Regions from separate parts of the Mus musculus genome. Here region 1 is linked to region 2. Evidence: chromatin loops called from intact Hi-C (ENCODE). Cell type or tissue: heart. All regions are shown on one strand. Each heading gives the region's core, and the rest is flanking DNA. Links, peaks and the distances in the headings are about the cores only.

What was found. Hi-C counts contacts between places; a loop is a spot of excess contacts. Peaks named below come from ENCODE experiments on the same cell type or tissue, not always from the same donor. Only the 100,000 strongest peaks of a DNase experiment are listed, where the experiment ranks them.
Region 1: a loop joins it to region 2, with 4 times the contacts of the local background. A loop is called at or near these places in 2 of 42 quality-filtered maps.

What each region holds. Positions count from the first base shown.
Region 1 is chr9:54,555,732-54,565,850 of GRCm38, forward strand. It overlaps Cib2 (calcium and integrin binding family member 2), which reads right to left and starts at 4,459. Exons shown (of 6, transcript NM_019686.6): 1 at 4,237-4,459. The coding sequence starts at 4,287. In heart, for the core only: a CTCF peak has its summit at 4,650; a DNase peak (open chromatin) is centred at 4,590; H3K4me3 peaks cover 1,079 bases; H3K27ac peaks cover 847 bases; H3K27me3 peaks cover 1,651 bases.
Region 2 is chr9:54,497,426-54,507,544 of GRCm38, forward strand. It overlaps Dmxl2 (Dmx-like 2), which reads right to left and starts at 4,201. Exons shown (of 44, transcript NM_172771.2): 1 at 3,926-4,201. The coding sequence starts at 4,012. In heart, for the core only: no CTCF peak of the experiment used is centred there; a DNase peak (open chromatin) is centred at 4,476; H3K4me3 peaks cover 2,907 bases; H3K27ac peaks cover 1,469 bases; H3K27me3 peaks cover 964 bases.

The sequences.
Region 1 (10,119 bases), core at 2,412-7,411, 59 kb after region 2:
TCTTCTCTACAGCAGTCAGGAAAAAAAAAGCTCAAGATGAGAAGCAGCAACCCCATCCCGGCCCAACACAGACAGAAAACTTCGTGTCTGACAGGGCTAAGAGTCAGGTAGGCTGAGGGCATATGGGCTGGTTCCTCAGCTGGTCTCAGAGACCAAGAGCAGGCAGCAAAGGCAGCCTGACAAAGCTTCCTAGGAACACTCTCCCTATCTAGAGGGCTAGCTTTGCCATCTGAAGAAACCAACTGGAAAGGGTGAGGGCTCTGCTAACTAACCTGGAAGCATCATCACAGAACTGGGACAGAGGAGAGGGAGTCCGGGCTCCAGTCTCTGTGTTCGTCCTAATACACCCAGAGTTCCTTCTACCTATACATAGCCCACCAGAGTGCTACTAGCAAAAGTAGTTTTCCCACATATCCTGGCCACCTTAGCACAACTAGACTCACCTTCTGGACACTGTTCTTTAAGGAACGGTGCCTAAGCCATAGCAGCAACCTCCTGGGAACATGATATAAATGTAGACTCTAAAACTCTGGATAGGAAGTTGTATTTTTAAAAGCACCACCGCCCCCCCACCCCCCCCCCCACACACACACATTGTGTGCCAATTCCTACTAGCAAGAGAACATCTCCAGGGCAGCGCCACCTGAGGAGCAGTTTAAAATACCTGGACTTTGCCACCCCTCAGACCAATGAAATGTGACATCCCTGTGTCCTCCAGGCATCAGTGGTCTTTAGAGGCACTCAACCCTTCTAAACAGGCCTGTAATCCCAACTACTTAGAAATCTAAGGAGGGAGGGTCACAAGTTCAAGACCTGCCTCAACTACTGAGTGAGATACTGTCTAAAAATGTTATGAGTGAACAGAAAACTAGGCATGGAGATAAGCATCAATGGTAATAGAGTGCCTAGCATATAGAAAGCTTTAGGTTCAATCCCCCAGGGTTCCGACTTCACCCCATCACTCAGGGATTCTAAAACACAGCCCAGGCTGAGAACCACCTCACAGCCAGTACACAATTACTATGCACCCTGCACGAGGGACTCTAAATTGCCAATTTCATTTCATCTTTGGCACCACCCTGGTGTTATTTCCCTGTCTTACAGAAGTGATAATTGTGTTGGGGGGGGCAAGACTGGAAGAATTGGGGTCAGGATTATGGAAGCACCAAACAGGCCAGGCTGGGATCTTCTAGTTACTAGTAAAAGCCTGGAGGTGATTTCCAAAATTTAATTCTGCCTCCAACGTATGTGCCACCAATTCCCCCTCCTCTCCAGCCCTTCCAATCCCTTCCCTCCCATCTCAACTCAAGAGCTCTGTCTGGCCTCTGCTTCTTATCTACTTGGCCTGCCTATAGCAGTGGTCAACTATCTGTGTTGTGTAAAGGAGATGGGACTCCTCTCTGGCTCTGCCAACCCAGCCTGGGAATGGCCTTACCAATCACTGAATGGCTGGAGGTCAGGCTCCAGAATGGCCTGAGTCGATCCCCATGACAGCCTTATGACATAAGCCTAGCTGGATTTGAAAGAATTCCCACCACAGAAGTGGAACCTGGGCCCGGAACAGAGCCTCAACTTGTTAACTCCCATAGTGTCAACTGCCCAACTACAACTTGAACCCAGGACTTCAGAATCCCTATATGGAGTTCTTTGCCCTCCTTGAACTGTATGATAGACATGTCTTCCTCCCTCCCTCCCTCCCTCCCTCCCTCCCTTCCTTCCTTCCTTCCTTCCTTCCTTCCTTCCTTCCTCCCTCCCTCCCTCCCTCCCTCCCTCCCTCCCTCCCTCCCTCCCTCCCTTCCTTCCTTCCTTCCTTCCTTCCTTTTTCCTCACAAGCCTCTTCTGTGCTTAGAAAACACTTCACAGAAAGAGAGGAGCACAGACAGCAGCATTGACGGGTAGGAACCATTCAGTGGCCAGAGGAAAGCCTGGAGAGGGATAGGTGTCATGGGCCCACTGTGTACTCCCACGGTGAGGTCAAGGAGAAGCTGAGACAACAGCACCAGCTTGACTGGAAGCCCTGCAGGGTGCCTGGGGCTTGAAGTGAGAAATGAAACTGGGGGCTGGAGAGATGGCTCAATGGTTAAGAGCAGTTGTTGCCCTAACACAACATCTGGGTTCAATTCCTAATACCCAGAATGGTTTACAACCATCTAACTCAAGTCCCAGGACCCAATGCCCTCTTCTGGCCTCCATGGGCAACAGTCACACACAGGGTCACATGCATACATGAAAATACTCATGCATAAAATGAATAAATCTAATTTGAAAGAAAGAGAGAGAGAGACAGAGAGAGAGAGAGAGAGAGAGAGAGAGAGAGAGGAAGGAAGGAAGGAAGGAAGGAAGGAAGGAAGGAAGGAAGGAAGGAAGGAAGGAAGGAAATTGGAGACCAGCTGAACCCAGGCCAGGCTAGGATGAGCCCTGTTCTGCTTCCCAAGATACCAGAATGACCTGGAGAGAAGGCGTCTGTACCTGTGTTAGAAAACTCCCTGCTAGAGCGGGCACAGTGTTTATGTCTGTTCACTTGTTCAGGCCTGATGGATGGCTTCTTAGGGCTTCCTATAGGGGCCTGGCTAGTACACAGACATCCCAACTCTAGTGAGGCATATGCTGTCTCTTGATAGAAGGATGAAGGAAGGAGGGAAGAGGAAGTGGGGGATGGAAGGAGAGAATGAAGAGAAGAGGGACAAAAGAGAAGACCACAGGACCAGGAAGCTCCAGTTAGACCTCTGTCCCCAGGAGGCTTTGGAGGGCTGGCCAGGGTCACAGTCTTGAGATGGATGAGGGGATCTCAAGGTGAGATGCAAAGAAGGCTGAGTCATATGTGGGGCTAGTTCTTAACTGAAGGCATGGGCTGAAGCATAGCATTGGGATGGCGGACGGGGGGGGGGGGGGGCAGCGAGCCCTGCGTAGGCACGTGAGAGGATGAGAGAGGAGTGTGCCATGCACATACGTGGCCAGGGCGGTAGCCGAAACTTTGGGCATCTTGCAGGGGCATCTGGCGAGCAGGAAACCGGGCATCTGGCCTCAGGGAGGGAAGACCACCAGACTGCGAAGTTCCAGGAAGCCCAGAGTTACTTGGAAAAGGGAATGTAACCCTGGGGCCCCCATGCGGCCCGGGTTGGGCATGCTAGAGAGCCAGAGGAAAGGAGATGTGGGGCTCTCGTGTTTCATGGCTCTCCTTCCCCTGGCAGGGTCTAGCTGGGCCCTGGCAAAGGATCAGAACTCAACACTGGACTGGGTCTGACCCAATGCCGGGCTGGTCCTAATGGGGATGCAGGCTCCCCACTCTCCCCAGACCACTCTTCTCTCCTGGGTTTGGGCTATTTTGCCTGCATCTACCTCCACTTAAAACGCCTCCTTCCAGAACTTTCTGGCAGAAAAAAAAATCCTGACTTCCCAAGTCCTCATGCAAGCTCTGCACTCTTTCTGAACCTTCTAGTCAAACCAAGAGCTATTGACCTCCCCTGTCCACTAGAGCTCTTCTCAATACATATCCTATCACTTGGGTCACACTGGAGGTAACCGCTCCACGCTAACTGAATATTCACAAAAGTTGCACACATCTAAGATAGGAATACATATGACATAACACTCCTAACCTATTAGGCGATAAAAAGAAGACTCCACAGCTGTTGTTCCCTGAAAGTCCGGAGACATTACATGGTGAGCTAAAGCAACTGAGCAAGACTCTGGGCCAGCCCGGAGATAAGGTTCCCTCGCATACCTACAGAAAAGTTTTCACATGGCTGGGGGCTGTGAGATCATTGATATGGACAGCTAGCTCTGAACTTGGAAGAATCCGGGGTGAAAGGGCTACTAGGATCACAAAATAGGTTAAGAGATGTGGGTACGTAGTTATATAAACAACACACCCCAACCTGTAACCTGCATTTGGGGCCTCTTGTCCTCCCCCTACACCAAGCCCTTTCTGGGATGAGGGTCATGCCCAGTGGGCTGGAAGAAATGACTGGGGTCTAGCTTGGGAGGGCAGAAAGAAGGTCAATAAGGAAGAGAAGACGGGGTGGGTGAGGCGCATCTGACAGAATACTCTAACTGGAATGTTCTAACATTCCCGGGCCTGGGAAACTGAGGCTCGTCAAGGGGAAGTCATCCACCTAAGGCGACGCTGCGCGCTGAAGGTAGCGGCAGGGTTTGAACCTCTGTGAGTCCGCTTTTGCGAGGCCTGGGAAAAGGACAAAAAGGAGGACTACAGGGGCCGCGGCGCGCCGGCTTCACCTGGTAGTTGTCCAGCTGCTCTTCAGTGAAGATGGTCTGCTTGTTCCCCATGGTGACCGCGATGGTATGGGTGGCCGCGGCGTCGTCTCTCGCCCTTTCGAGTGCTGCTTCCCATCGGCGGCGTCTGGAGCCCCGAGCCCGGTGCCCGCGGCCCTTGCCAGCCCGGGAGCGGGCAGCGTCGCCAGCCTAGCCTGGCCCGCTCCGCTGGGTCCCGCAGTTCAGTGGGAGGGGTGCAGGGGCTGGGAGGCAAAGGCGGGGCCGGGGGCGGGGCGGGCCTAGGCGGGGGCGGGGGCCGGATTGGGGCGGAGGCGCAGCCTGGTGGAAGGAGGCGGGGCCCGAGAGGTGACTTCTCCCTGGAGACAGAGGCCTGCTCAGTCTATGCTGCTGCAGCACACTGAGGTGGCCAAGCGGTGGCCTCATAGGGCCGCCTGACTACTGGACACTGAGTGCGCCTCCCGTTCCAACCAGCACACTGACTGGCACCCCGGGTCGGTCCTGGCGATTGTGAGCCTGAAAATCCCATGGATTAGTGTGGTAGAACAGGCACAATCCTCCGGCCTCTGATCCTAGACTGAGAATAGGTGTGTTGTTGAGCTTGCGGGATTACCCAAGTCAGGTCCATCCTCAAAAAGCCGACATACACGCAGTCAAACACTCAAATCATAAAATAACTTTTTAAAAAAGGAAACAGACGAAGCAAACTCTACCTCAGCAGAGGAATGGGCTCTGGTAACAATAGGTTACACTACTCAGTTGGTTCAAGACCTTAAGGAAAGTAACTAGATCACTCCCTACATCCACTCTGCTAAGTGAGGCCTTCACGAAATTTAATAATGCAGGCAGGGTAGAGGAGGTTAACCAATACCCTCCTAAACGATTGGCTATCTTCAGCCGCCCCATCAAGGTGACCGCTAGGAAAAGCCCTCCAGACACACGGAAGTTCAGGAGTCCTGGCAACTCTGGGACCTATCAGTGGCCCACAAGGAAGGCTACTAGCAATGGAGTTGTCCTTACTGTCTATTCTTGGGACAGCTGGGCTGCATGAAACCTGAGTCAAAGGCTCCTGGTGGCTCCGCTGGGAGGCAAGTCCATCATGGGCTGCCAAAACTGAGATTAGCTACATGAGTATGGTCTCCTGTAATCCCAGCCCTCGAGACAGAGGCAGGAAGATCAGAAGTTCAGGGTTATCCTTAGCTGATTCAGGCCAACTTGTAGTACATGAGACTATATCTCAGAAAACAGAATATAGTAACTAAAAGCAATTTAGCTGAGAAATAGTGTAGTGGCAGAGAGCTAGCCTAACATTCATGAGGCCCTGGGTTCAGTCCCTAGCACCACCAAAAAAAAAAACAAACAAAAGCGACATACCAGTATTGTCCAGTTTTGCCTGGCTTACATCACTTTGGGGCCGTGTTGTTCTACTCTTTTTTTTTTTTTTTTTTTTTTAATGAGTACACCATTGCTCTCTTCAGACACACCAGAAGAGGGCATCAGATCCCATTACAGATGGTTGTGAGACACCATGTGGTTTCTAGGAATTGAACTCAGAACCTCTGGAAGAGTAGTCAGTGCTCTTAACTGCTGAGCCATCACTCCAGCCCTCTTTTTTTTTTAAGATTTATTTATTAATTTATTTTATGTATATGAGTACACTGTAGCTGTACAGATGGTTGTGAGCCTTTATGTGGTTGTTGGGAATTGAATTTAGGACCTCTGCTGCTCAGGTTGGCCCTGCTAGCTCAGTCTCTGCTCAATCTGGCCCAAAGATTTATTTATTATTATAAATAAGTGCACTGTTGCTGTCATTAGACACACCAGAAGAAGGCATCAGATCCCATTACAGATGGCTGTGAGCCACCATGTGGTTGCTGGGAATTGAACTCAGAACCTCTGGAAAAGCAGTCAGTGCTTTTAACCACTGAGCCATCTCACCAGGCCTTTTTTTTTTTCTAAGATTTATTTTTATGTATGTTACATCTATATGCCTGCCATGTGTAGGTGAAAGCCAGTGGAGACCAGAAAAGGATGTTACAGTCTCTAGAGCTGGAGTTACAGACTGCTATAAGCTGGCAGATATGTCAGATCTTCTGAAAGAGCAGTAAATGCTCTTAACAGCTGAGCCATCTCACTCTCCAGCCCTGAGTGCTGTTACTTCTTCAACAAAACCTTTACTTCTTTTTAAAATTATTATTATTTTTAAATTATATATAATTATATATGTGTATATATGTTTACATACATCATATGTGTGTGTGTAGGTGTGTGTGTGTGTAGGTGTGTGTGTATGTGCACATAAGTACAGTGCCTGGGGCGGTCAGAAGAGGCCACCAAATCCACTGGAGATAGAGTGACAGGTAGTTTTGAAGGCCTGCTATGGGAGCTGGAACTGAACTTGGGTCCTCTGGAAGCCATCTCTCCAGCCTCACACCTTTTTCTTGTAATTAAAGCTTGACTGAGAAGATATATGATATGCAGTCTAGTTTTTGTTGCTATAATCATTGAAACAAGATTCTACATAACAGGTTTTTTACTTGTTTGTTTGGTGGTGGTTGTTCTAGGCATTTTGTTTGTTTTTCTGAGAAAGAGCTTTGCCATGTAGATCGGGCTAGCTTTGAGTTCACAACCCTCCTACCTCAGCCTGTTGTTTCTGAGCAGGTAGTACAACTGGTAAAGAGAGATGAATACATATACATACATGCATACATACACACACACACACACACACACACACACACACACACACACACACAGAGCTAAAAGGTCCCTTTAAATCTTGTTTAAAGTCTATTAGGAGCTTCATCTGAGCTTTTTGAGGATTTCTTCCTACTTTAGTTTGGTGCCAAACACCTAACTGAGAAGTATAGCTGAAGAGTGTAGTGATCAGTACTATATATTCTAAATACCAATATAGTATATGTTGGCTATATATATACACATACATATACATATATTTCTTGCATTCTCCTCTTCAACTGTAATGGCACTTCTACTCTTGGGAACAAGTAGGGGCTCATCTTACTTAATGCTTCAGGTGCCTTGATGGAAGATGTGCACAGTCTATTGACAGATGGACATTCAGAAAACACAGCTTGCAAAATCCCTCAAGTCCCAGGAACGGACAAGGAGACATTATCATGGTGTTCACTTGGAATTTCCCCTTCCCTTTTGCTCTCTGCCATCCTCCTTGGTGAAGAGGATTGTGTGGATCCTAGTCACCCACCAGAAGGTGCTTCTGCCCCTCACTTTAGATCCTGCCTGTTGTGTTTTATAAAAAAAGAAAAGAAAGAGAGGAAGGTGTATGTTTGGTGGAGGAGCGGTATGGTGTCGGGGGAGGGGATATCTCTGCAGGCCCATGCTGAGGCATCCCTTCCCCGTGAGATACCAGCCACAGGTATGGTATAGAATAGAGTTTATTCAAGGCATGGGGAGGGAAATTGAGGGGGTAGTAGAGACAGAGAAAGGCAGACATACAGAGAGAGAGAGAGAGAGAGAGAGAGAGAGAGAGAGAGAGAGGAGTAGAAGCTGAGCGTGAGCACTAGGAGAGGGGGGAGAGGGTAAGGGAGCAAGAGAAGAGGAGCAAGAGAAGAGAGTGAGGAGGGGCAAGTAGCTCCTTTTATAGTGAGTCAGGCACACCTGCCTGTTGGCCAGGTAACTGTGGGGTAGAACCTAGAAGGAATGCTAACACTGCCTACCCCTGTCCATTTCTCATCCCCAAATCTCTATCTGTATGCCATTCAGCAGGAAGCTGAAGATAAGGCATACTACCCTGCAGCCTGTGGGAATAGACTAAAGGCTTGATGACTGGGAACGTAGCCATGTGGTGGAAACCATATTTCTACTATAAAAATGTAAAAGCATAGGAAAAAAACACACAAACAAACAAACAAACAAAAAACACACACACAAAAAAAAAACCTTATTAGTGGGACTTGGGATGGGATTGTGGTGAGGCCAGGACTTCGGTTTCTCTGTGTCCTCCCAGTCATCCCTCTAACCTTTACTTGTGCCCATCCTCTCCAGGTGTCACTCCAGCCATTTTATGTGGTTTTCTCTGCATTGTTCCTTTCCTCTCCTGGTGTCGCTGTGGATAGGCTTGTTTTGTAAGACTTCAGCCAGTGATGTGGCTCAGTAGATAAAAGTTCTTGCCACAAGCATGACAATCTGAGTTTGAACGCCACATAATCGAGATGGAAGGAGAGCATGAATCCCCAAAAGTTGTCATCTGACCTCCACACATGACACATACATAGTAATAACAAGCAAAAAATTTTTAAAAAGAGGGCCAGCAATGTAACTTAGTGGGTAAAGGTGCTAAGCTTTGAGTTTGATCCCCAGGACACAAGTGGTGGGAGGACACCAACTTGAAAGTTATTTTTTGACCTCTACATGTGTCATGGCACACATAGACACACACATAAGTAAATAATAAATAAATTATTTATTAAATAATAAAAACTACTAATAAAATTAAACACAAATAATGTAAGAGTTGATAATGTTTAAAAATAAATAAATAAGAAAATAAAATGTAGTCAGGTACATGGTTTCCATGTCTGTATTTCAGATCTCAGAAGCTGAGGCAGGAGGATTGAGCTCAAGGTCAGCCTAGGTGACATAATGAGATCTTGTCTCAAAACAAGTAAGAGAGACAAGTAAGTGGAACACGCTTGTAATGTCTTGCTCAGAAAATAGAAGCTGCACTAGATTGCTGCAAAGCCCACTGTGAGCCTGATTTCAATAACAAAACTCTGTATCATAAAACCAAACCAGGGCCGGGGAGAGAGCGCAGCAGTTAAATTGTGCACCCAAGCCTGACTGACTGACCTGGAATCCACATGGGAGAAAAAGAGAAGCCACTCTGCAAAGTTACTCTGAGCTCAGCACACTCATCTTGGTGCACATGCCCCATCCCACTCTCTACGCTCACGAGTGGTCGTATGCACAAAATAATGTGTTCTTTTATAAAGGTGTTAGAAGAGAAAAGAAAAAGATAACTGTGAAACAGAGGAAGAGAAGGAGGAGAAGGAGGAGGAGGAGGAGGAGGAGGAGGCTCTTAAGGGGAAAACCCTTCCCTGCTTGGGGACTTCATACCCTTGTCTCGCTGGAACTCATAGCTCAGAAAAGCCCCTCACGCTCCCTGAGCATCGAAGACAGAACTCAATATAAGAAGAACCTTCCTGATCTGGGAAGCTTGAATCTCATTTAGAAGGGAGAGTAAAATAGTCATAAGAGGCAGATGGAGAGAGGGAGCTGGGAGAGGGATAGGGAGGGAAATGGGGGTTTCAGGATCAGGTGTAGGGAAGGGCAGAAGAGACACCTAGAGGGCCAAGAAAATGAATGGAAATCTGCAACTGATGGTGTGTGTGTGTGTGTGTGTGTGTGTGTGTGTGCGCGCGCGCGCGCGCGCAAGCGCGAAGAAGTGTGATTTGGGGGCATCTCAAGGATGAGGCAGAGACCTGGGACAAGGAAGGTACCCAAGAATCAACCTTAGTTGTGACTCACTACATTGGAGAGATGGAACCTAAAGAGAAAACCTCCTGTAGCCAGGCAGGAACCCCAGTGGAGGGATAGAGACACTAACCCACCCATAAAACTTTCAGCCCCAAATTTATGCTGTCTACTAGAAAAGCAGGCACAGCAGAGGGGATAGAGCAGAGACTAATTGAATAGCCAACCAATAACCAGTCCAACCTGACCCATTCCTTGGGCAAGCAGCAATCCCTGACACTATTAATAATATTCTGTCGTGGTTGCTAACAGGAGATGTTGTCTTCTCTGAGGCTCCACCCAGCAGCTGACTCAGACAGATACATACACCCACAGCCAAGGATGGAGCTTGGGAACTCTAATGAAAGAATAGGAAGAAGGATTAAGGGGCCCTGA
Region 2 (10,119 bases), core at 1,634-6,633:
TACACACACACACACACACACACACACACTCTCTCTCTCTCTCTCTCTCTCTCTCTCTCTCCCTCCCTCCCTCTCTCTCTCTCTCTCTCTCTCTCTCCCTCCCTCCCTCTCTCTCTCTCATACACACACACAAGCAGACTGATTTTAAAAAGGTAATGCTTAAGCTGGACACTGGTGGCGCACGCCTTTAATCCCAGCACTTGGGAGGCAGAGGCAGGCGAATTTATGAGTTCAAGGCCAGCCTGGTCTACAGAGTGAGTTCCAGGTCAGCCAGAGCTACACAGAGAAACCCTGTCTCAAAAAACCAAAAAATAAAAAATAAAAAAGGTGATGCTTTAAAGAATGATATACAAAAATGTCATTTTAAAATAGTCACAGTTGGATGATGAGAGAATAAAAGCTGCTGTCACCTGACAGGCAGGACGAAAATGGAAACCATCCCAGTTAACACATCACCTATGAAGTGACACATCACTGGACACACACACCACAAGCTTCACCATGTCCACACAGCATATGCCGGACCATCATGACATCGCCAAGCAGCCACTCACAGCCGGCCCACCAAGCTCAAGGCATGCAGTGAAATACACAGTGCACTCTTTTTCCATTATTACAATGTCACAAACATTGAAAAACTTACAATTTCATCTTCAATTTTTTCAGTTTATAGATTCCAAGTAAATTATCTATTCTATTTTGAAAAGATCCCAAATACATCAGGCAACACATTAACTAAGAACCACTAGCTAGCTACAAAGCAGACTTTCCTTCTATACCTCCTGCACCTAGAGGAAAACACATACAAACACAAACACACATGTACAAGCACACACAAACAGTACAGAAAGGCTGTTAAGAAGAAAACTTCCAACAAAAACCACCACATGAATTGTCACAAGACTCATTCCAGCCATGCCTGGCAGTCCTTCAGTCACCTGATCCAGAACTGAAGGCTGCTTTATCAAACATAAACTATAAAGTCAACTGACATGCTCTATGTAAAGAGACTTTATTTTCGGCAATTTTGCCTTTACTATATATAGTTTTTGAGGCATTTCTTAGTTGATTCTGGAATGCTTGGAAACAATTTTATCTTTAAGCAAATATGGTTTCATAGTGCCCGGAAGATCATTTCTAGTTCACAGCAAGGTAACTGGAACATGGCTTTCATAATTAAGATACTAAAATGAAACATGTGCAAATAGATTTGTTATTTGAGCTTGCCAAGGGGTCAAAATAAGATTGTCACAGCCAAAGCCGGGCGTGGTGGCGCACGCCTTTAATCCCAACACTTTGGAGGCAGAGGCAGGCGAATTTATGAGTTCGAGGCCAGCCTGGTCTACAGAGTGAGTTCCAGGACAGCCAGGGCTACACAGAGAAACCCTGTCTCGAAAAACCAAAAAAAAAAAAAAAAAGATTGTCACAGTCAGCATTCTAAACCAAATAAAATTTTCAAGATATAGCTGAGAAAATAATAAGCAAGGCTGTCCCAATGGACATGAATATGTAGTCCACAGGATTCGTGAGACAGTTCAGGGATAAAGGGCAAAGGACTTGAAGCCTGTGACCAGCATCCATGCCAGGTGGCTCACAACCCCTTATAACTTCACTCCAGCGGATCTGACCCCTCCAGCCTCTAAGGGCACCTGTACTCACCTGCAAGGACCCACACACTAGCATACACACATACACATAATTTAAAACAAAATAAATATTTTAAGATATGGGCTTTGGTTAGATCACTATGACACAGAGGGATCAATGTGAGGAAAAGAGTCAAAATGAAAGACAGTAAGTAGTAGGATATCTGACAATGATTCTTTATGTGGCTCCCAGGAGAGACTATATATTCCTGGGGAAGGGGCGTGATGGAATAGTGCAAAAACAAAAAAACAAACAAACAAACCCACCCCCCTAGCAGCTATGAGAAGCAATGAATGGCTGGGATGAGTGGAAGGCATCCATCCCATTTGGAAGCTTCCACACTAACACAAGGTGGCGAGTACAGACACTGAAAGGGGTGAATCTGGTAGGCATTACACAATCAGACTCGGTGACAGAATAAATTCAAATGGGAACTATGGCCACAGATGGCCTGTGGCCTGCCCGCACCTGCAAAGCACTGATGGTTCTTACACTGACTGGCCTTTCCAGGCAGAATCTAGTTTAACTCTGTAAACCAGCTCTGCCGGGAGCTAAGAGAAACACTATTTTTTGGTGTTGTTTCGTTTATCTTAAGCATAGATTCATACCTCTACCACCTAAGTACTACAGGTGTGTGTGCCACCACACCCAGCTAGTGCCTCACTTTTAGATGAACCCGGTAAACTACCAGCACCCCACAAGGGGAAATCTCCATAATCGAAAATCCAGATTTATTTCTTGAAGGAAACTCTCTTATGATCCTACGGTAGGTCCTCCTCCTTTCCTGAAAGACACAAAGGTTATGTGTGTGTGTGTGTGTGTGTGTGTGTGTGTGTGTTTTCTCTCTCTATTCTCCAAACAGCCTCCACACACTTAAAGACCAAGCTCCAGCCTATGTTAATATTATTGGGCTGGTATTTTTTTTTAACGATTTTCATTGTGGGGGAGGGGCAACCCTGAATACACAGTAAGCATATGGAGGTCAGAGGGCAACCTGGCATGAGTTTGTCCTCTCCTTCCACCATGTGAGTCATGAGGGGGTTGAATTCAAGTCTCTAGGTTTGGTAGTAAGCACCTTTATCCAGCAAGCCATGTCACAGGGCCCTAGACTGATGTTTTAAGTCACATGTGTAGCAAACTCAGCACCACTGATTAGTGAAAGAATAATATGTCAAACAACCCTATTTTTAAAAGTATTCTTTCAAAACTAGAACAAACCTGAGCTGACTACATCTTAAAATTATTAAGGCCAAGAAGCAACCTTGTTGAGGTTTTTTTTTTTAAATGAATCACAAAACATTAAAAACAGATAAAGTGTTCCAGAATGCAGTGCTACATAATGATTCTGCAGTTTTGCTGTAATTTTTCCTGCAGTTTTACAAACATGCTGCTGTAGACATCAAATCAAATGGTTCCCGTTGTCTAAAAAGCATATTACTAAGCAATATCCAATTTAATTAAGCATAATGATTATCAATATGTACTTAATAGAGGTCTCACTAATACAATTCCTTCTAAGAAGGACCATGTATATACTTAATATAAAAAACATTATTAATCCGTGTGAATCTTACAAAATAATCTCTGGGAGAGCTTGATTTTATCAGCCTTTTCTCAAAAAAGGATTGATGAATCCCACCCATCTGGCTGAGAAACTGACTATGTCGTGTAGGGAGGTGCTGGTTTCCAAAACGCTATGTTTACATACATTTTTATCACACGCCCAAGGAAAGTCTTAAAATGTAACACTGCTTCAGGCTTTAAAAAAATTAAAAAAAAAAAAACTAGCTTGCAAAGATTAAGTTAATACCTGAAAGGATTACCGAAACGGAACCCTGAGCTAGATAAGACAGGCCACTCATGAAAAGGTGACTTCCATTCTAACTCTTTCAGGGAGAGAGCGGATTTTTCTATTCCCGTATGCTAAAATTCTACCTAGGGAGATACAGAGGGCGCGTTTAAAGCCGCAGGCAGCTCGGGAGGCCAGGGAGCAGCACCGCCTCCATACCCTGAGACCAAGACCGTTCGCTGCCAGCCAGGAGCAGGTGGAAGCCGCCCCGGGCTTCGGCCGCTGCCAACACCTCCCTCCCGGCACCGCAGACCCCGGGGCTGCCCCGAACCTTCCATCCCCGCCACCCGCGCACTCACCGGGCGGGCGGGCGGGCGGACGAGGGCGGTGATTCCTCATCCTTCCCCTACCCCCGCCCAAGCCCAGAGCCCAGGGGGCGTGGGTGGGCTCGTCGCTCACGGCCCTACGGGAGGCCCCAGCTCTGCTCACCGTGAAGGGGACGTCCCCGACGCTGCCCACCGAATAGCAGTTGTCCCCAGGGTTGACAGCCCCGGTGAGGACCTGATGCAGATGCATCTCGGGATTCCGGCTGGAATGAGCTCTGCGCCAGAGGAGGACGAGTCCCGCGCCCGGCCGCAGCCGCTCTTCCTGTGCGTCCTCGGGACTCAGCGCCCCGCTCGCCTGTCGTCTGCCGGCCGCCGCCCGGCCATGAGAGGCTCCGGCCGCCGCAGCCCGACCGCCGCTCGGCTGCGGAAATGCCCGGATGCTCCCACGGCCTGCCGCACCGGCGCACAGTGCGGGCGCAGGGCCGCGGCGCGTGCGAGGCGGGGGCGGCGCCGGAGAGCGCGCAAGCGGGGCGCGTGCGAGGCCGTCACGCCGCGCGCCAGGGAGAGGCCGGCGCGCGCCCGGCGCGGGGACGCGGCGCGCAGGCAAAAGAACGCGCTCACACGGGAAGCCACGCTCTCGGCGCCGCGCGTGCGCGTGCGCGCGCCACCGTCTCCAGGACAACTGCGCGCGCCGCGACGCGCGGACCCTCTGTGCCGGTTGCGCGCGCAGACCTGCGGGAGTTCCCTGGGAGCCCGGGGCCCAGACCTCCAGGGGCGGGGCCAGGGGGCCGGCCTGTTTTGCTAAGTGTTTAAGCGTCTCTCGAGGACAGCGCGTGCTGGTCAGTACCGCTGACCTCAGGGGAAGGACACTACCATCACTGGGCAATCCCATGATCTTAAGGTCCTTCTGTCTACTTTAAAGTATGCAGCATCTTACAGCCTTTAAGGGATGCTGAACTCCCCCGACAGCAAATTGTTGTGCTCACACTTTTTCTCACACGTCCCCCTAGAGACCGGTGATCCCTCTATCTAAAAGTGTTTTTCCCCCAGGGTATGATGTCATGAAGTCGCAGAATCGCCTGCTTTTCCAGGCTGTCTGCTAATTTGAAATCAGATCCCTGCCCCCACTACACACACACACACACACACACACACACACACACACACACACACCGGGTCAATTCTTTGCGATTTTTAGCTCAGGTTGTAGAAAAGAAACCGCGGCACGGAACAAAGGTTAACGAGGAAAATTTAAGACCAAACACGCACAAGGCTTACAAAAGATACAAAAATCGATGAGGTTACAATATGTTAACTAGGGGGCTGGAAGGATCTCTCTGAGGACATAGAGTAATGAGTCCCTGGATTCAATTTTGACAGGCTAGGAGCAACTAGGAATAAAGCATTATAATAAAGAAATTAGGAGAGCTAGAAAGTAAAATGTACGGGGGAGACACTAAGTTCAATGCTTGAGGCAGGTATATCAGTTAGGGGAAAGATATGATAGTTAACAAGAAATACACGCACCCAGGGGGGCTCTATGTCCAGGGCTTTCGAGACACTGAATCCACTGAGAAGCCCAGATTTTGTTCTGCCTGTCCTAAAGGCTATCTGCTACTTCTCAGCTGAAATGTATAATCAGGTGAATGTGCCGAGGGTGGAGAATGGAGGCAGATTCCGCATGTTTACTGTTCCGGGAAAGCAGCATCAGTAATCAACTAATTCCCAGCGACCTAAGGCATATCCCTTTTCATCTATAGTGGCATAAACCCCCAGGCTAAGATCTCGGGGAGGGGGGGAGTCACTCCCCACCTCCACCCATCCATTTCTCTTCACAATCCATGCACCTCACCGGCTCCCCAGCCCTCTACCTGTGGCTCCGCCTTCACGGCTTCTCGCTTAACTACCCTAGTTGCCGCCCATGTGCTGTCTTCAGTACATTCTCTCTCCAATCCATCCAGAGAAACAGTCTCTGTTTGGTTTAGGGCGTACTGGGAAGCGAAGCCAGGACCTGGCCCCAGCTAGGTAAGCCCTCTGTCACTGAGCTACGCCATCAGCCCCGGAGAAACCATTTTAATCTGTAGTTGCTCCCTTTCCCTAGAAGTTAAAAGTCCACATTCCTCAACTTGTTTGACAATCCATTCAATCTAGTTTTGCCTAATCTCCCTGTTTTAGCTCAGGCTGTTCTATTACCCACTAGTTTCCAGCCCCCCTGAATCAATGCCGTTCTTCAGAGCATTCTAGGGTTTTTTTTGTTCTTCCCTGACTTGACTCATGTTCTTTGTACTCTCTGTAATGCCTTCCTCCCCTTGCTGATCTGAGACACCATGACTATCTCCAAATACCTTATGGCTTCCTCCTTTGTGACACTCATAACCCACCCCCAATAATATGTTTGTCTATGCTGTGTGTTTGTTTACTAGATTCCATAGACATTTCAAGTTAAGGTCAGTATTTAATTTTCCCTAGTACTAGGATTGTAGAACTTTATTGACATATAAGAGTAAAAGCTAAATAACAGCATCCAGCCAGGCATGGTAGCACATACCTATAATTCCCAGAATTACAGAGCCTGAGGCAGTAGCAATACTTTAAATTCAAGGCCAACCTAGAATACATACCCAGATCCTGTCTCAAAAAACCAAATCCTCATACTAAATTTGTTGTCATTTCTATCTCTTTTGTAAATCTCATTTTATTTTTTTTAAAGATTTATTTATTTACTATATGTAATGACACTGTAGATGTTTTCTTCAGACATTTTTTCTTCTCGCTCTGGCCCAGCCCCTCTTACTCACTGTAGCTGTCTTCAGACACCCCAGAAGAGGGCATCAGATCTCATTATGGAAGGTTGTAAGCCACCATGTGGTTGCTGGGATTTGAGCTCATGACCTTCGGAAAAGCAGTTGGTGCTCTTAACTGCTGAGCCATCTCTCCAGCCCCATTTCTATCTTTTTATTTCTATCTTTTGACGCTACATGCAATTTACTGAATTCTGGGAAATCATTGATTCTGTATATTTAGTGATAAACAGCTGGCCATGAATAAAAAATAGAAAGCTATGTGACTAAAAAGAAACACATTAAAGATATAACAGAGAGCAAAACAAAAGTTATCATGACCAATGAAGTTCCATGTTGTGCATAAATAAACATGAAAATAAATACTAGAGATGTTCCTTTGTCATATTAGCTTCTATTGCACACGCAGGCATAGCATATATCTGTAAAAACTGTATAAAGTGGCCAAATACAATTAATTAATATAAATTTCTGTATAAGAAAGTTTAATTCCTGTAGAAAAAGATTTCCTGCCAGGCAATGATGATTCATGCCTTTAATACTAGAACCTGGGAGACAAAAGCAGGTGGATCTCTGTGATTTTGAAGCCAGCCTAGTCTACAGAGCAAGTTACAGGACAGACAGGGCTACACAGAGGAACCCTGTCTTGGGAAGAAACAAATCAGTAGAAACTAGAAAAAAAAAAAAGCAGAATAAAACTTAGAAGCAATTCTAACACTATATTCATAAGCAGAAGCCAAATGCTTTGTTAAATGTCAAATAACAGAAGAAAAATGGAAAGTGTGTTACAGAGCTAGTTTTAGGGAGAACAAACAGTTAGCAAGAAGGAAACAATGTCAGAAAGAGTTCAAGCTAGGTGTGTCTGCTCACTCCTGCAATCCAGCACTCAAGAAGCTGGGCCAACGGATCACCTTGTGAGATCCTATCTCTATCTAATCAGCGACCAACCTCAACCTCCACACTCACAACCGAAAGAAACCGCATTTTAAAGCCTGGAAGCCTGAAACCCATGCTTCAGGGCTAGCTCAGCCAGTAAAGAGCTTGACTCAAACGCAGGAGGATTTGAGTTCAATCCCTAGAGTGCAGTTTAAAAAGGAAGGGGGACAAAAGCAGGTGTAGTGGTACATGCTTGTAATCCCAGCACTGGGGAAGACTCAGAGCTGGGCAGATCCCTGGAACTCACCGTCCAGCCAGGGAGAGAGCATGTGAGGAAAAACAAAAAACAGAACACACAAGATAGCAAGCTCCTAAAGAAAGACATCCAAGGTGGACTTGTGGATAGACAGGCAGACACAGACACAAGCACCCATTGTTAATACTAGATACTGGATGAACTTTCACTGCATTCGGAAACTGAGACAACCCCACTATCAGTCAAATCATCCCAAGACCGACTAAAGTGCTACTGATTTCTCATCACTTAAGTATTTCACAGCCAGGCAGGTCTTGCTTGGTGGCACTCCATGATGTGCGGATCCATTCACAGGACTCTGAAGCGGAATCCAAAGCTGGCTTCCACCTTCCCCTTCCTTCCTCTGGAGTCCTTAAATGACTGTCTCGGGGTTGCAGATGGCAAGATAAGTCTCCCCGATCATAACCAAGCCTCACACTGGCCGCCTGCAAACTCACTCTCAGCTAATAGCTTCTTTGATAGTCCGCCATTTCATTTCTTCTTTATCCATCTGCTCTTCTGCATGGACCTAAAAATAAAGAAGGTTCTTCTTTCGGATTTGGAAATGGCTGTCTGGCCTGGAACTTTCGAGGCTGCCTAGGCAGGCCTCAAACTGACACAGATAGACCTGAGCTGAGATTAAAGCTCCTTTAAATTAACAGAGCATTTGGCTCAAGAGATGGCTCTGTGGTTTAGCGCTCCGGCTGCTCTTCCAGATGACTTGGGTTTGATTCCCAGCACCAGAATGGGCCCCTCAACAACCATCTGTAACTCCCATTCCAGGGGATCCAATGTCGTTCTCTTCCGGCTTCTGCAGGGCAGCAAGGAAGGCCTGTGGGGTGCACGCATGCAAGCAAAATATTAATACAAGTAAAATAAATATTTAAAAAAAAATAAATTAACAAAGCAAGCAAACACAATTGTAAGGTAACTTGTCCTCAGGTTTTGCTTGGTTTTGAAGCAGAGTCTCAGGCCGCCCATGCTGGCCTCCAACTCAGGATGTAACGTGAGCTGAACTACACTGCTGCTGCTTCTGCTTGCTCCCTTCTAGTGTTGGGATTACAGGCATGCGCTGCTACCACCACTACCAGCTCTACAGGTTTTGATCGTAAATGCCTTCCGGTTGGATTTAATGACACGTTGAATGTCAGAGGGCCTTAGTTTCCCCGCAGTAATCACAAAACCCACGCCCAAAATGTAGTGGCTGAGAATAACAATATGCAGTATCTTAGTGTCTGTGGATAAAGAATTCAATAGCAGCTTAGGTGGAAGGTTCCGGTTCAGATGCAGTGAAAATGTCAGCTTGATATGGAATAAAAGAAGCTTGATACAAAAGCCTGCATACCGCTTGATTCCATTTCTATACAACTTTACTGTATACTGATATGGTTTCCTTGAGCAGAAAGGGAAAAAGAAAATAACTTTTTTATTAGATATTTTCTTTATTTACATTTCAAATTTTATCCCCTTTCCTCATTTCCCCTCCAAAACCTCCATCCCCTGCCCCTCCCCCTGCTCACTAACCCACCCACTCCCTATTCCCTGTCCTGGCATCCCCTACACTGGGGCATCGAGCCTTCACAGGACCAAGGGCCTCTCCTCTCATTGATGTCCCACAAGGCCATCCTTTGCTACGTAATGGGCTGAAGCCTTGAGTCCCTCCTTGTGTATTCTTCGGTTAGTGGTTTAGACCCTGGGAACTCTGGGGTACTGGTTGGTTCATATTGTTGTTCCTCCTATGGGCTGCAACCCTTTCAGCTCCTTGGGTCCTTTCTCTAGCTCCTTCATTGGGAACTCTCTGCTCAGTAAGATGGATGGCTGTGAGCATCCAATTCTGTATTTGCCAGGTACTGGCAAAGCCTCTCAGAAGACAGCTATATCAGGCTCCTGTCAGCAAGTACTCGTTGGCATCCACAATAGTGTGGGGTTGCTTTTTGACATGATACAAATAAGTGTTTTAAAATAAAAATGTAGTCATGGTATTTCTGCAAGTTTATAATAAATCATTGAATAATATAGCTGGAATTAGTGAATTTTATGACAAATAAATGATAATCTTTCTCTTTTTTTCAATTTTTATTAGATATTTTCTTCATTTACATTTCAAATGCTATCCCAAAAGTTCCCTGTACCCTCCCTACACCCTGCTCCCAAGCCCGCCCATTCCCGCTTCCTGGCCCTGGCATTCCCCTGTACTGGGACATATAATCTTTGCAAGACCAAGGGCCTCTCCTGACAATGATGGCCAGATAGGCCATCTTCTGCTACATATGCAACTGGAGATAAAAGTTCTGGGGGGTACTGATTAGTTCATATTGTTGTTCCTCCTATAGGGTTGCAGACCCCTTTAGCTCCTTGGGTACTTTCTCTAGCTCCTTCATTGGG